Linked DNA regions of Homo sapiens: region 1 is linked to region 2. A link is an interaction called in ENCODE POLR2A ChIA-PET data of the cell type or tissue named here. Cell type or tissue: OCI-LY7. All regions are shown on one strand. Links, peaks and the distances in the headings refer to the core of each region. The heading gives the core; the rest is flanking DNA.

Evidence for each region. Peaks named below come from ENCODE experiments on the same cell type or tissue, not always from the same donor. Only the 100,000 strongest peaks of a DNase experiment are listed, where the experiment ranks them.
Region 1: POLR2A ChIA-PET joins it to region 2 with 5 read pairs; 1 of 35 experiments calls an interaction of 5 or more read pairs at or near these places.

Annotation. Positions count from the first base shown.
Region 1 is chr20:59,121,988-59,124,895 of GRCh38, reverse strand. It overlaps a transcript of ZNF831 not described here. Among named protein-coding and RNA genes, the nearest start is that of ZNF831, 40 kb to the left of the region's middle. RefSeq lists an enhancer at 2,320-2,869. In OCI-LY7, for the core only: no CTCF peak of the experiment used is centred there; DNase peaks (open chromatin) are centred at 1,675, 2,185 and 2,565; H3K4me3 peaks cover 2,500 bases; H3K27ac peaks cover 2,217 bases.
Region 2 is chr20:57,467,698-57,470,605 of GRCh38, reverse strand. No RefSeq gene overlaps it. Among named protein-coding and RNA genes, the nearest start is that of CTCFL, 56 kb to the left of the region's middle. RefSeq lists enhancers at 1-9, 2,660-2,908. In OCI-LY7, for the core only: a CTCF peak has its summit at 1,867 (motif pointing left); DNase peaks (open chromatin) are centred at 295, 815, 1,305 and 1,905; H3K4me3 peaks cover 2,436 bases; H3K27ac peaks cover 2,500 bases.

The sequences.
Region 1 (2,908 bases), core at 286-2,785, 1.7 Mb before region 2:
GGGATCCTCATCCTGAACACACTCCCAGCGTGGAGGAGGGTGGACACCGAAACCAACTAGAGGTTCCACCAGCAAAGATGAGGAGTGGCGGGCTGCCAAGCCCACTGCGATAAGAGCCATTTTATTCCACACTGAGCCTCTCGAAGGGGCCAGCCCCTTACACGAGAGAGATCTGAGGTTCAGAGAGGTGACCTGACAAGCACCCCTGTTTTCTGACTACAAGCTCTGTGTTCCCTTGCGTGACCTCCTCCTTGCTGGGGTGGTGAGCCCAGCAACAGACAGCAACGATCCTGGACATGCTGTACCCACGGAGGCGTCTGGCCCCACTGCACAGGCTGCTTAGGTACATCTGTAATCCCCCAACCCGGGGTTTAGAGTCAACAGAAGCCAGATCAACAGCTAATCATGCTTGTGAAGCCCAGATGATTTCAGAACTTGGATTGCTAACCCTGAGACAGATGGTGAATCAGGTACACAAAAACAAACCTTATGTGGCACTGAGGGATGTTGCCAAGGGACAAAAGAGGTGACAGTTTTGTTCAAAATCAGACTCTGTACCCAGCTGTGCTTCCAGCCAGCCTATGGTAATATGAGGCCAGATGAGACCACCAACACAGCCATGATTTTTCTTTGGCAATGGGGCCTGAGGAATGACCCTAGAGGCTAGAGTCATAGAACACAAACAGGCATCCCAGTGTCCTCCTCCCGTTCAGAACCGAGGGAAAAGAAACGGCCATAGGAAGAGTTTATTTTTCCTGAGCTGCTGGAGGATCACCTGACATTGCCACCAACACAGATTATTTTGCGTAGGAGTCCACCCCACCTTGTCCCCGCACCTGAACCAACAATCCTGACCTTCACGGGGAATGGTAAAGGTTCTCCTGGCAGGAGGAAGACCTGTATTGCCTGCTCCGTGTGCCCTGGCTAAGCTAGTTTGAAGTCAAAACTTTAATATCCTTTCAACTGTCACTGACTTCAAATATGCTTCAGAGAGCTTCTTAATCTGGTTTATGTTCTGTGGATGAGATGCCTGATTGGAGCCCAGAAATGCTGCTGTAAATCAAATGCCCCGATTAGAGACACTCCTCAGAAAGCAAGATCCCTTAGCAGCTGTGTGGCTGGGCTGGGAAGACCACCATGCTCCTGGGAATTAATGGGTAGCCCACTCCCCTCACCTGCACTGACCCTGTCATCGAGTCACCTCCACATCGCTCTCCTTGAGCTTTCTTCCTCCTTGCCCTGCTTGTCAAATACAGACAGGGCTGCTGATTTTGTCTACACCCCTACCTTTCCCCATTTGGGGGTCCCCAATAACCCCCGGCGCTGCTGTCTGCTGGCTCCTCTTTCCTACGGGGTGGTGGCCTCCTTAGACTTCTGGGTCAACCCCTACCTCATCACAGCAGGCCATGCACAGAGACTCCACAGAAACAAAGGCTTGGAAAAAGTCCTCCACCCCCGACGGAACTTCTTAGCTGGGGTTGTTTTGGTGAGACAGGATGTTCACATCTGAAATGTGCCTCTGAATATGCAAGTGGGTATTTGCCCATCATTTATTTGCTATGCATAAGATTTCCACGCACGGCTGACGATTTTCTCTCATAAACAGATGCCCCAAACTTCCTTTCTCTCTCTCCCTTAAACCCAACATCTGGGCCATCTACGTGGATGCGCCATTCTATGGGGGTAGCCACATGGGGGTGGGAAGGAGATGCAGTCGAGAGAGCTGAGCTTTAGCCCTAGAACGGCCGGAAACTTCCCAGGGACTTTGGGCAGATCGTCAAACCTCCCCGGGGTTCAATTTCCTCCCTGACAAAGTGAAAAAAAAAAAAATGAAGCTAGTGTTGCCCCACCTGCCTGCCCAGCCAAGCTGTAGGGAAGAGGAAATAGAAAATGCAATGGCTTTGAAAATTAGAAACTGTGACATCCAATTGTATGATACAGAAAATGACACAGGGCATCTGAAAATGGACCACCAAGCCTCCCGAGGGAGATTCTGGATCCAGTTGAGCCTCCTTGGTACTACTTCAATGAGTCTGAAGAGTAGAGGCAGAGTGACATGATCATAGTAGAAAGAATAACACGCAATTTATTGCAAGCTCATTGCAGGTTAGACACTGTGTAAGTGCTTCTCATGCATTAGTTCACTGAGTTCTCACCACCCTCTGAGGCTGACATTAGTGAGATCCTCATCTTACAGAAAGAGTTTACGAGGTCAGCTGGTTTGCAGAATGTCACACAGCTAGTAAATGGTGTCACTAGGACTTGTACTCAGGTCTGTCTGACTCCGGGCCCTGAATGCTTACCCACTAGACTAGACTAAAATCCTAATGGCACATTAGACTGACTGCGAGCAGCCCTCTTCCCTCTCAGGACCTCAGCTTCCCTCCCAGCTGATGGAGAGGATGAGTAAGGGACTCGATGCTGTTCAGACCCCTTCCAGCTTGAGCAAACTCTCATTCTTGGAATGAAGCTTGGCTGAGAGCAAATTGTGAACTCTTGAAGGAGGCACTTAGTGACAGTGCCGCATGCTGCTCCCTGGCTGTGAGACTTTTCTCCTGCTGTGGAGATGGGCCATGAAAAGAGAAGGGCTTCCTGTTGTTCACTTTATAGCTCCCCATTCAGGCAGTGCTTCTTCTAACAGACTCTCAAACTGCATGGAGGCAAGTTGTTGTTTTGCTGGGAGAAGGGAAGCTTCTTTAGGCTAATTTCCCCCTCCTCCTGATTCTTCCTGTTCTTTGTAGTCTTTTGCTTTACCAGACTCGGATTTGCAAACCTGTTGTCAAGGCAACACTAGGTTTCTCTCTTTGCACTCTAATGTCTCAATGGGGGTATCCATGGCAACAAGAATACCTTGCGCTTTCAAAGTCAGTGACCTTCCAAAGCTTCCTGGGATGTGTGGAGTTAAATT
Region 2 (2,908 bases), core at 255-2,754:
AGCCCTTTCAGATAACAAAGGACTATTTAAAATGACCTAAATCTTCAGCTGAGAGGCTAAGCTAAGCTAAGGGTACAGCCTGCAGGGTCCGCTGATTTAACCCAGCCCTGCACTCAACCCTCATCTAATGGGAATCCACACAACCACCTGTGAGGTAGGTCCTGTTCCATGTCACAGATGGGGAAAGAGGCTCACTGGTAGGAGGAAGGCCGAGGGCCGAGGGCGCTGATAGCTTCGCCTCTCACACTCTGGTCAGCAAAGCTGTGAAGCCATTGCGTTCACCTCAGGGCGGTGCCGGCAGCCAGCTGTCTGCACTCTTGACAACATTCATTATTCTTCCTGTCACTTTAAGGCCCCTGGACAGACCAGATGCACAACGCCCAGGTGGATCAGGAAGGGAATATGTAAACTGGAACCCGGGTGAGCTGGTGGTGGGATTCTAGCACCCCCTTTTCATTTAAAATGTTCTTAAATTAGCTTTAAACAAAGAGACTTTGAGAGGCTGAGTTCATTTCATGGGAGAGTTCTTTGCATAGAAGGTAGAGCTTTCCACCTAGATGAGCTAGGAGTTCAAAGTGAACCTCATGCCTCATTTGACAGTGAGAAATCTGGCTGCCCTTTGCCATGCAAGACTCTCCTCAAGGAATTCCCCCCCACCCACCCCACCCCCAGCCAAGTCATCCCAGGGCCGAGCTCAAATGTCCCAGGGCCAGGCAAGCCAGCTTCTGCGGGCCAGTGGCCCAGGCGGAGACAGGAGGGAGTGCTCTGTGTGTGCGTGTGTGTAGGGGTACATTTGCATGTGCACCGTGCCATTATTCTTACATAGAGCTGCTAATTTGCGATCTTCAGCAACATTCTTCTTTGCTGGAAGAGCAGCTGGGCTTGCTTGCGATTAGCTGTTCTGGGTTCCCTTCTCGGTCCTCCTCAGAACAGTGTGTCTCCCCGTGGTTTTCCATGACCCAAAATAGCCAGAGGCAGGCTATTTTTACAGGACTCTGATAGAAGCCAGGCCAGGTGGGCGCTGGAGTCGGAATCCCTAATTGTCCTTTATCATCCAGACCTCAGCCATCAGGGCGGGAGCCTGGAGGCACTCGAGAAGCCCCAGGAATGTTCCCACTGGCGACTGTCTGGGGAGAGCCGGGGGAGCCCATGGCCGGCTATAAAAAGGACACTCAGGCAGGTGGGAGCCAGGGACAGGCAGCCAGCGGAAAGGAAGCAGGTCCCTCCAACACCCCAGTCTGGGCTGCTCCTCTCCCAGAGCCTAAGGGGCTCATTTCCCTAAGATTTGCCTGGCAGTTGTCTGGGGTCCGTAGTCAAAGTGCATGCAAATTCAAGTTCTGCGCCCCAAGGTTAACCCTTGATAAGCACCGTCCCTGAGAGCCCTTAACACACGCCCTGGGGAGTGGGGAGCTGGTGTTCTTTCATCCTCCAGACACACATTAAGCACCTACTGTGTGCAAGCAGTGTGTGAGGGGCTTGGTTACCAGGGTGATCCAGACAGCCTGGGTCCCATGGGGCTTAGGCGCGAATGGGGAAGATGGCAATACAGAACAATTCAGTGTCTACCATAACTGGTGAGTCTACGTGCTAGGATGAAATTTAAATCAGGATCACGCAAGAATGTTCTTAGCAGTTTATTTATAGTAGCCCGAACTAGAAACAATCCAAATGCTCATCAATAGGGTTTGGAGAAACAAAAGGTGACGCAACAGACCATGGAATATTCTAGATGGATGAGAACAGATGAGGCACCCGGCCATGGGGATGCACCCCACACACAGTGTGAGCAAAAGAAGCCAGACCAGGAGAACATACTGCACCTCCACACCCGGACCACCCCAGAGCAGGAAAAGTCACCATGTGGAGTTCAGAAAAGGACTGTGGTTGCCCTCAGGTGGGGGAGCGGTGAACCGTGGGCACGACAGGGCTCCTGGGATCATGTTCTAGTTCTTGATCTGGGTGCTGCTTACCCAGGCGTGTTCACTTTGTGAAAATTCACTCATCTGGTTTCTTAAATGTTTTACACTTTTCTGTATGTATATTTCACAATAAAAAGTGTTTATACATTTTGGGAGGCCGAGGCGGGCGGATCACGAGGTCAAGAGATCGAGACCATCCTGGCCAACATGGTGAAACCCCGTCTCTACTAAAAATATAAAAAATTAGCCGGGTGTGGTAGCGGGCGCCTATAGTCCCAGCTACTTGGGAGGCTGAGGCAGGAGAATGGCGTGAACCCGGGAGGCGGAGCTTGCAGTGAGCTGAGATCGCGCCACTGCACTCCAGCCTGGGTGACAGAGCGAGACTCCGTCTAAAAAAAAAAGTGTTTATAAAATACTAAAGCAGGGAAAGGGAGATAGAAGAGGGTGGTCCAGGAATTAGGGCTAAGATAAAATACACAATGCCCAGTTCAACTTGAATTTCAGATAAGCAGTGAATAATTTTTTAGTATAAGTATGTCGGAATATTGCCAGGCTGCCAGTGTTTCTAGGAGCCGCTGCCCCGGGAATGTGGGCCCTATCCCAGGAATCCGGCTTCCTGAGGTTTACAAACAGCACTGTAGATACCCTGTGGAGATGCACATCCCTGGTGGGACAGCAGATGGGCTGGGCTGGGATACAGCCCGGGAAGTGAATCCAAGGGCTCCAGAAGCATGCTGGGCAGCCTGGCTCTGCACAGAGAGCTGGAATGTGGTGCCAAAGAGCAGGGAAGCACCAGCGAGCTGCCCACAGGGACATCCTGTGTTTGCTGGAAGCCAAATGGGAACACCACACAACAGAGCTGGAACAGTGTCACTGGAGCCTCATGGACAATGGCCACGATGTCCTTCCTGAGTGCTCAATGAATGTTATGCAGCTCTGTTGTGATAAGCAGCAGCATTTATTGAATGCCTACTGTGTGCCAGCACTGA